Linked DNA regions of Homo sapiens: region 1 is linked to region 2. Evidence: chromatin contacts called from ENCODE Hi-C or POLR2A ChIA-PET data. All regions are on one chromosome and are shown on one strand. The core of a region is the stretch at or near the end of the contact, and the rest is flanking DNA. Distances in the headings are between cores, read along the strand shown.

The links. Hi-C counts contacts between places; a loop is a spot of excess contacts on that map. ChIA-PET counts read pairs that join two places held with the same protein, here RNA polymerase II (POLR2A). Pooled maps may share reads with other maps.
Region 1: a pooled map shows a loop between it and region 2 (5-fold over the local background). The contact joins the promoter of MYDGF here to the promoter of MIR7-3HG in region 2. A Hi-C loop is called at or near these places in 6 of 50 pooled maps. POLR2A ChIA-PET finds 5 or more read pairs at or near these places in 2 of 52 experiments (GM12878 and H1).

The regions. Positions count from the first base shown.
Region 1 is chr19:4,667,180-4,672,058 of GRCh38, forward strand. MYDGF (myeloid derived growth factor) reads right to left here and starts at 3,163. Exons shown (of 6, transcript NM_019107.4): 1 at 2,982-3,163; 2 at 1,416-1,466. The coding sequence starts at 3,155. RefSeq lists a silencer at 3,163-3,552.
Region 2 is chr19:4,765,954-4,771,015 of GRCh38, forward strand. It overlaps MIR7-3HG (MIR7-3 host gene), which reads left to right and starts at 3,152. Exons shown (of 3, transcript NR_027148.1): 1 at 3,152-3,398; 2 at 3,677-3,804. It overlaps MIR7-3 (microRNA 7-3), which reads left to right and starts at 4,717; the gene lies at 4,717-4,826. RefSeq lists a silencer at 3,584-3,878.

The DNA of each region.
Region 1 (4,879 bases), core at 1,913-4,412, 99 kb before region 2:
GTGCAGTGGCGCGATCTTGGCTCGCTGCAAGCTCCGCCTCCCGGGTTCACGCCATTCTCCTGCCTCAGCCTCCCCAGTAGCTGGGACTACAGGTGCCCACCAAAACACCCGGCTAATTTTTTGTATTTTTAGTAGAGACGGGGTTTCACCGTGTTAGCCAGGATGGTCTCGATCTCCTGACCTTGTGATCCACCCGCCTCGGCCTCCCAAAGTGCTGGGATTACAGGCATGAGCCAGTGCGCCTGGCTCGCCCGGCTAATTTTTGTAGTTTTAGTAGAGACGGGGTTTCACCATGTTGGCCAGGCTGGTCTGGAGCTCCTGACTTCAGGTGATTCGCCAGCCTTGGCCTCCCAAAGTGCTGGGATTATAGGCATGAGCCACTGTGCCTGGCCCAAATCATCTTTACTGGCTCTTCTGCCACCAGCTGGAGACAACAGCCAGCAAGGAAACCGGGACCTTGGTCCCTGAACCACAAGTAACTGAATTCTGCCAACTAAGAGCTTGAAGGAGAGGATTCTTCTCCCAGCCCAGAGACTTTTTTTTTTTTTGAGACAGGGTCTTGCTCTGTTGCCCAGTAGCACAATCACGGCTCACTACAGCCTTGACCTCCTGGGCTCAAGCGATCCTCCCACCTCAGTCTCCCAAGTAGCTGGAACCACAGGTGCACGCCACCACGCTGGGCTAATTTTTTTATTTTCTGTAGAGATGGGGCATGAGCCACCATGCCTTGCCTGTGATACCTTTATTTATTTATTATTTATTTTTTGAGACAGAGTCTCGCTCTGTTGCCCAGGCTGGAGTGCAGTGGCACAATCTTGGCTCACTGCAACCTCCGTCTCCTGGGTTCAAGTGATTCTCCTGCCTCAGCCTCCTGAGTAGCTGGGACTACAGGCATGTGCCACCATGCCCAGCTAATTTTTGTATTTTTAGTAGAGATGAGGTTTTGCCATGTTGGCCAGGCTGGTCTCGAACTTTGACCTCAGGTGATCTGCCCGCCTCAGCCTCCCAAAATACCTTGAGTTTGGTTTTATGAAGCACACAACTGAGCTGACCCAGACTTCTGACCTACAAAGCTATGAGATAATAAATGGGTGCTGTTTTAAGCCCCTAAGCTGTGATAACTTGTTGCACTGCACATAAAATACAACATCCCAACAGATGCTCATGGGGATGGCAGACTCCCATCTCCCCTCCCTCCTTCTGTCCAGACATTTGCTTGCTCTGTAGAATAATAACAGCAGAATCTGTCGTCACTGTTTAATGCCAATACTCTCCCTTTTTATTGGTTTAGGAAGAGTCATTCAATGAGTGTAAGGTGATATAGGTGAGACCCAACCCTGCTGTCTGCTACAGAACATCTCCCTACAACAATGGATACTGTCACAGTAAGCTAGAGGGAATTTTGAACAACTCACCTCATTGGTCCCTCCTTGAGAGGCGTAAGTGAACATACACGTATATTTGTCCTAGAGAATGGAAGGAAAAAAAAGGTTTGGTAGAAGGAAATTTTTATTTTGTTTAAGAGACGGGGTCTTGCTGTCACCCAAGCTGGAGTGCAGGGGCACAATGACAGCTCACTGCAGCCTCGAACTCCCAGGTTTGAGTAATCCTCTTGCCTCAGCCTCTCAAGTAACTGAGACAATAGGTACGCAACCACCACACCCGACTAATTTTTTTTTTTTTTTTTGAAGCAGAGTCTTGTTCTGTCGCCCAGGCTGAAGTGGGATGATCTCAGCTCACTGCAACTTCTGCCTCCCGGGTTCAAACGATTCTCCTGCCTCAGCCTCCTGAGTACTTGGGATTACAGGCACCTGCTACCACACCTGGCTAATTTTTCGTATTTTTGTAGAGATGGGTTTTGCCATGGGACCTGGACAAGTGAAAACTTTTCTGAGCCTCTAGTTTCTCTCTGTTTCTCTTTTTTATGTGAAGCATTTTCTCATCTGTAACTTGGGCCTAACATATAAAGGACTTGGCATCACACCTAACTATAAGGAAGTAGTCAACAAACTGGCCTGGCACAGTGGCTCACGCCTGTAATCCCATCACTTTGGGAGGCCGAGGTGGGCGGGTCACCTGCGGTCAGGAGTTCAAGACCAGCCTGGCTAACATGGTGAAATCCCATCTGTACTAAAAATACAAAGATTAGTAGTCCCAGCTACTTGGGAGGCTGCGGCAGGAGAATGGCATGAACCTGGGAGGCAGAGGTTGCAGTGAGCCAAGATCGCGCCACTGCACTCCAGCCTGGGCGACAGAGTGAGGCTCCATCTCAAACAACAACAACAACAATTATCCGGGTGTGGTGGCACACGTCTGTAATCCCAGGTACTGGGGAGGCTGAGGCAGAAGAATTGCTTGAACCCAGAAGGCTAAGGATGCAGTGAGCCGAGATCCCGCCACTGCACGCAAGTCTAAAAAGAAATAGTCAAAAAACAGTAAAGATACTGTTATTACAGGCGGGGAAAGGGAGGCTGAGAGGGGAAAGGACTTTGCCGACAAGCTGAGTACAGGGCTGAGGGCCCGGCCTCACACCCTCGGTGAGGGGGGACCTTGTGCAATGGAAGGAAGGAGCACTTCCTCCCTCTTCGGAGCTGCAGCGACTGATTTCCTTCAGGCCCAGGAGGGCAGATGCCCTTTAGCCTCCTGCCGCTCCCATCACTGACCCCTCCCCACCTCTGCGTCTGGAGGGCAGGGGTGCCTGGACACTCCAGGCAGGCGACAGGTGACAGGTGATCACGCCCCCTCAACGCCGCCGGGGCCCACAAGGCCCCGCTCCCTATGAGTTCAGTCCTGCCCCAGTGATGACCCCGGCCTCACGGTCCCGCGCCCCCCACTCAGCCTCCGACCCTAACAATCCGCACCCCTTCTTCAGTACCCACCTCCGCGGTCCGCGCCCCCTCCTCGGGCCCCGCCCCCAATGCTCCGCGCCCCCTCCCCGGGCCTGCCAGCACTCAAATATCCGGGACGGCGGTGGCACGTACCCCCGGGCCCACGTTATGGGAGAAGGAATGCACGACGCCGCCGGGCCGCACGTCAAACGCCACCGTCGTGGGCTCGGACACCGCCTCCGCCGGCCTCAGCGCCACGGCCCCTAGGAGCAGCGCGGCCCACAAGCTCGCGCCGACGCCGTTCCACCCTCCGCTGGGCGCCGCCATGTTGGACTAGGGTCCTCAGGGCAGGGGCGGGTAGACGGGGCGCGGCGAGGGACACGTGGAGCGTCCGCCGGAGGCCACGTCGGCGTCGGCTGTCCACGTGACCCGGCACGCCCCGCCCTGTCCACCGCCCGGGGCCACCATCTTGGGGGCGGGACTTTGTCGAGGGGGCGGGACTTTTGCCGAGGGGGCGGGGCCGCCGAGGGGGCGGGGCCGCCGAGGGGGCGGCCTCGTACCCTAGGGACCCTGCGTAGCCCGGCGATCCTTGGAGGGTCCCTCAGGTGGTAATGGAGTTCGTTTTGGGGTCTCAGGGTCCCTCACCAGCCGTGTGACTGACTGCAGCTCTTTCAGTTAGGAGATGTACAGGGAGTGAGGGAAATCGAAGGTCACCATTAGGCGAACTTCTCATAATCGTTGCAGCCAAGATGTGTGTGCATCGATATTCAAAATTAGCAGAGGGAAAGTAGGATGAGAAGCAGGATGCTTGCTTTTGTTTCCCTCTTGTTGCCCAGGCTGGAGGGCAGTGGCGCGATCTCGGCTCACTGCACTCTCCGCCTCCCAGGTTCAAGTGATGCACCTGCCTCAGCCTCCCGAGTAGCTGGGACTACAGGTGTTCACCACCACCCCTGGCTAATTTTTGTATTTTTAGTAGAGACAGGTTTTCACCATGTTGGCCAGGCTGGTCTTGAGCTCCTGACCCCAAGTGATCCGCCTGCCTCGGCCTTCCAAAGTGCTGGGATTACAGGTGTGAGTCATCACGCTCGATCAGTCTGTGTATTTGTTAATAGGATTATGTGGGTGTTCACTTCCTGGCTTTGATAACCTGGCTTGTCCTAGGGGTTACAGACGATGTTCACATTAGGGGGAGTTGGATGAAGCGTATTAGGAAACCCTACAGTTTCTGCAGATTTTCTGGGAGGCAAAAATTATTTCAAAATAAAAAGTTAAAAAGAAAATAATCCCTACCTCAAGGAGTTGTTGGGAGGAGTAAGTGAGGGAATTAAGTTCCCACACCGGGACGAATGAACTGAGAATTATATATTGTAGCTATTGCTATCATTAGATCCCAGGTTTTCAACTAGAGAAGGAAGTCATTCTTTGGTTACAAATGGCTTAACATTTCAAGAAAACACCAGTGGCCAGGCCTGGGGGGTCAATAATTAAGCTGGTGTTTCTAGTCCTTCCCAACTGGCAAAAAACAGAATCCAGAGAGAAAACGTCATAGATGACTCCTAAGATGGGTTATAATTCACCCTTTGAGGAATTAAATCACTCTACTCCATAGCTACGGAGGGTGGTGAGCCCCAGGGAGGTGAGAAGGATCCCCGTGGAGGCTGACTCCTCTGCCAATGACAGAAGTCCAAGCCAGTTGCCTTTCTGCAGTGGCAGCCTGTTCTAAATTGGGATACCTGCTTGCGTTAGGAAATTTATTGGCCGGGCGTGATACTTCATGCCTGTAATTCCAACCCTTCGGGAGGCCAAGGTGGGTGGATTGCTTGACCTCAGGAGTTCTAGACCATTCTGGGCAACATAGTGAGACCCCATTCCTATATATATATTCATATATTCACATATGTGAATATATATATTCATATATTCACATATGTGAATATATATATTCATATATTCACATATGTGAATATATATATTCATATATTCACATATGTGAATATATATATTCATATATTCACATATGTGAATATATATTCATATATTCACATATGTGA
Region 2 (5,062 bases), core at 1,902-4,401:
TGTTGCCCAGGCTGGAGTGCAGTGGCACGATCTTGGCTCACTGCAACCTCCTTCTCCCGGGTTCAAGTGATTCTCCTGCCCGAGCCTCCCAAGTAGCTGGGATTACAGGCACCCGCCACTATGCCCAGCTAATTTTTTGTATTTTTAGTAGAGACGAGGTTTCACCATGTTGACCAGGCTGGTCTCGACCTCCTGACCTCGTGATTTGCCCGCTTTGGCCTCCCAAAGTGCTGGGATTACAGGCATGAGCCACTGTGCCCAGTCAAAAGGCCTGCTTTCCTTTCTCTCTCTCTCTCTCTCTCTCTCTCTCTCTCTCTCTCTCTCTCTCTCTCTCTGTCTATTTTGAGATGGAGTTTTGCTCTTGTTGCCCAGGCTGGAGTACAATGGTGCAATCTTGGCTCATTGCAACTTCAAACTCCTGGGTTCAAGCGATTCTCCTGCCTCAGCCTCCTGAGTAGTTGGGATTACAGGCATGCACCACCATGCCCAGCTAATTTTTGTATTTTTAGTAGAGATGGGGTTTCAACATATTGTCCAGTCTGGTCTCAAACTCCTGACCTCAGGTGATCCACTTGCCTTGGCCTCCCAGAGTGCTGGGATTACAGGCATCCAGCCAAAAAGAACTTTCTTTCTTTTTCTTTCTTTCTTTCCTTCTTTCTTTTTCTTTCTTTCTTTCTTTCTTTCTTTCTTTCTTTCTTTCTTTCTTTCTTTCTTTCTTCTTTCTTTCTTCTTTCTTTCTTTTTCTTTCTTTTTTCTCTCTTTCTCTTTCTCCTTCCTTCCTTTCTTTGTTCTTCTTCTTCTTTTTTTTTAACAGAGTTTTGCTCTTATTGCCTAGGCTGGAGTGCAGTGGCACAATCTTGGCTCACTGCAACCCCCACCTCCTGGGTTCAAGCGATTATCTTGCCTCAGCCTCCCAAGTAGCTGGGATTAGAGGCACGTGCCACCATGCCGGCTAATTTTGTATTTTTAGTAGAGTCAGGGTTTCTCCATGTTGGTCACGCTGTTCTCAAACTCCCGACCTCAGGTGATCCACCCACCTCTGCTTTCCAAAGTGCTGGGATTACAGGCGTGAGCCACCATGTCCGGCCCTTTTTCAATTTTTTTATTATTTTTATTTTTTTTATACAAGGTCTCGCTCTGTCACCCAGGCTGGAGTGCAGTGGCATGATCTTGGCTTACTGCAACCCCTGCCTCCCGGGTTCAAGCGATTCTCCTGCCTCAGCCTCTGTAGTAGCTGGGACTACAGGCACCCGCCACCGCACTCGGCTAATTTTTGTATTTTTAGTAGAGACGAGGTGTCACCATATTGGCCAAGCTGGTCTCGAACTCCTGACCTCAGGTCATCCACCCGCCTCGGCCTCCCAAAGTGCTGGAATTACAGGGGTGAGTCAACGCACCTGGCTGGGATCTATCTCATGGGGCTGCCCTGAGGCCTTCAGATCACTCAGCAGGTAGAATGTCTGGCACTGACCCTGGCACAGAGTAAAAGCTTAGGGAAGGGGAGAGAGAAAGGGTGGCAGGTCTTCCTGTGCAACCTGAGGAACTTCACTTTTGTCCTGGCCTGAATGATCAGGTCCTGTACAGCTGTCCCTGATTTATATCCTAACTGTCCCTTCTATGCTTGCTCACCCCCCAGGGCCTGTTCTTTCCCCCACCCCCACCAGGGCCCTTACACTGACTGTTCCTTCAACCCAATGCCCATACCAACATGTGAGCAGAGTTTTCATGTCTTTACCCTCCCTAAAGGCAAGGTTGGTTGCTGAATTCATGTATGTATCTCCAGTGCCTAGTACAACAAGTTTGTTGAGCAAATAAATGGGTGGAATAGATCAGGAAAGAATAACAGCTGCATTATTAGAAAACTTACCGTAAACAGACATGATTGCTAGTGCCATGCCAAGCCATATTGGGACCTCAGGCAAAAGGAAAAGTCAGAAAGGCTGGTTCTGCCTTTATTTACATTTTTGATATTTTGTTCATTGTGGATTTTGGCATACATTTTGATTTCTTAAAACATTGCATCGATTTTTTTTTGAGACAGGGTCTTGCTCTGTCACCTAGGCTGGAGTGCAGTGGTGCAATCATAACTCACTGCAGCTTCGACCTCCTGGCCTCAAGTGATCCTCTCACCTCAGCCTCCCAAGTAGCTGAGACCACAGGTGCCATTCTCTCTCTCTCTCTCTCTCTCTCTCTCTGTTTCTCTCTTTCTCTCTCCCTCTCTCCCTCTTTCTCTCTCAGAAACGGGGTCTCACTATGTTGCCCAGGCTCATCTTGAAATCCTGGCCTCAAGTGATCCTCCCACCTTGGCCTCCCAAAGTGCTCAGATTACAAGCATGAGCCATTGCACCTGGCCTGAAATATTATTTACCTTGATTATTGAGTTTTTTGGTGCCCCTTTAAGTTTTGCACCTGAGGCTGGTGCCTCACCCAACTCACATTAGCCCCTGCCCTGATTATTTCTAACATGCAATCCACACCATATCATTAGTTCCTCAGCAAATACTCTACTATTATCACTACTTCACAGTTGCAAAAACTGAGGCACAACTGTGCCCAATGTCCCAAAGGAAGGAGAAGAAAAATCTGAACTTGAACCCCAGTTTCTTCGTTTTTTGGTTCAGAGCCTGCCCAGTATAGCACTACAATAAGCTGAATTTTATAAATTGGGTTTTGAGTTAAGGAATCAAAAGCTTCAGGCTTAAGTCCCACCTCTGCCCCAGAGTCTTCTGAGCCCTCCATTTTCACAGACGTCAGTTGCCCTAGGTGGAACTGGACTTTAATATTCTCCACATCCCTTATTTTTTCCCAAAACAGTTTACCAGCTTTTTCTTTCCTGAACCAGGAGCAATAGCAAAAATTGGGAATGGGAAGAAACAGGTACCAGCCAGGACACCTGAACGAACTTGGAGCTCAGGAACCCAGGAGGGGATTGGAGAGAGTGGGGAGACTCCATGGTCCACAATGAATGCTCCTTCCCCATCCGAAAAAATCCCCTAGCCCAGTTTTTGGGCAGATGCCAGACTTTTATTCTGAAGCGTGGGCCACAACCTATGAGGTAATCTTTGGAGCTTCATTCTGAGGCGGAATCCCATTGGCCAGTTGGGGAAGCCCCTCCCAGGATTCCTGGCGCTCCGCCTTCCCTGAAGCCTATAAAAGCGCAGGTCCCCGCCTCGGCAGCCACGGGACACCTGCATCTGCCAACAAGACTGGAAGCAGGTGAGGCACACAGAGGGGGAGGCCCGCAGCTGCGTGGGAGGAGGGGTGGTCTGAGGGACGTGGGATGCCGGGAATGAGGCTGGTTTGCAGGTTGGCGCATGGACATTTTCCCAGAAAGGGACAGAGACGGCGAAGTTTGACGGTCTGGAAAGCAGAGACCAGCAGGGCTGACTGCTTGGGAGGTAAGTTCTGGGGACATGGTACAGGGTGAGGAGCAGGTATCAGTGCTAGTTGCGACCCCTCTGTGTCTCCCCCCCGCCACCCCATTGCCATTCTGAAGCTCCCCAGGAAGAAGCTAGGAGGGGAAATAAATTGAGTGGGGGTGGGGTTTCCCAAGAATCGGAGGAACCGAGAACGAAGAGGGGTGGGGGAACGGGGAAAGAGAGAGGAAAATCAAGTTTTCTTCAGCACGAGGGACAGCTCTCCACCGACCGAAGGAGGAGAATGCTATTTATTTCAGCACCAAATATCCGGACAGCGCCTCTCGGGAGGTCCGAGAAGAGAACCGCGATCTGTTTCAGCACCGGGGCTCAGGACAGTTCCCAGCGGGCTCCGTTTCGTCTCCAGAACCCTGGACAGCTCCTCCAGGTAACGGGAGAGCCCTTTGACCCTGATTTTGCAGGGGGAGGACGAGAGAGGGTGGTCTGAGGTGCCTGGCATTTCTGGAGACCTGCACCTCATGTAATGGATTTTTAAACAAAGTATTTTCCAGATAAGCACACACAGAAGTCTGCAATTTTCTTTTTTTTTCGAGACGGAGTCTTGCTCTGTCGCCCAGGCTGGAGTGCAGTGGCACGATCTCGGCTCACTGCAACCTCTGCCTCCTGGGTTCAAGGGATTCTCCTGCCTCAGCCTCCCGAGTATCTGGGATTACAGGCACATGCCACCACTCCCGGCTAATTTTTGTATTCTTAGTAGAGACGGGGTTTCACCATGTTGGCCAGGCTGGTCTCAAACTCTTGACCTCTTCATCCGTCCACCTCAGCCTCCCAAAGTGCTAGGATTACAGGCGTGAGTCACTGCGCCTGGCCCAAGTCCGGAATTTTCAACAGGTAAGATACCTCACTGGGGTAACAGCTGCCTGCTAAGATGACATTATGGTGTCTCTTCCAGACTTCGGTGAGAAACCTTGTGCCAAGCATTTTACATACATCATATCATGCCATCTTCAACCCTAGGACATGGGTGTTACTGTGCCCATGTGACATTTGGGGAACCCAAGGCCCTGAGAAAGGCAGAAAAATAACCCACGCAGGGACTCTCAGCCCACAAGTGAAGCTGTAAGTCAACCCCACCAGTCCAACTCCAAATCCCATGTCTCTGACGTGCCTGGGTGGGAGGTGGGCCCTTGGAGATCAGACCCTGCTTCTCTCCAGGAGAACCGGGAATGGAAAACAGGGAGGCAGCACAGAGGCAGGAAACTCAGGTGTCATAGCTTGGCTCAGGTGAGAAGGAGGAGCTGGGCAGGGGTCTCAGACATGGGGCAGAGGGTGGTGAAGAAGATTAGAGTGGCTGTGGTCTAGTGCTGTGTGGAAGACTAGTGATTTTGTTGTTCTGATGTACTACGACAACAAGTCACAGCCGGCCTCATAGCGCAGACTCCCTTCGACCTTCGCCTTCAATGGGCTGGCCAGTGGGGGAGAACCGGGGAGGTCGGGGAAGAATCGCTTCCACTCGGAGTGGGGGGGCTGGCTCACTCCAGGCGATACAGGCACAGGCAAAGGAGGGAAGCAAACAAGGACATACATCCTGTGCTCATACAGCCATGCACCATGTATGGGGTTTGTCACATCACTCGTACGCCCCCACAAGCCTGGAGATAGAACATACCTGACTCTAAACCCAA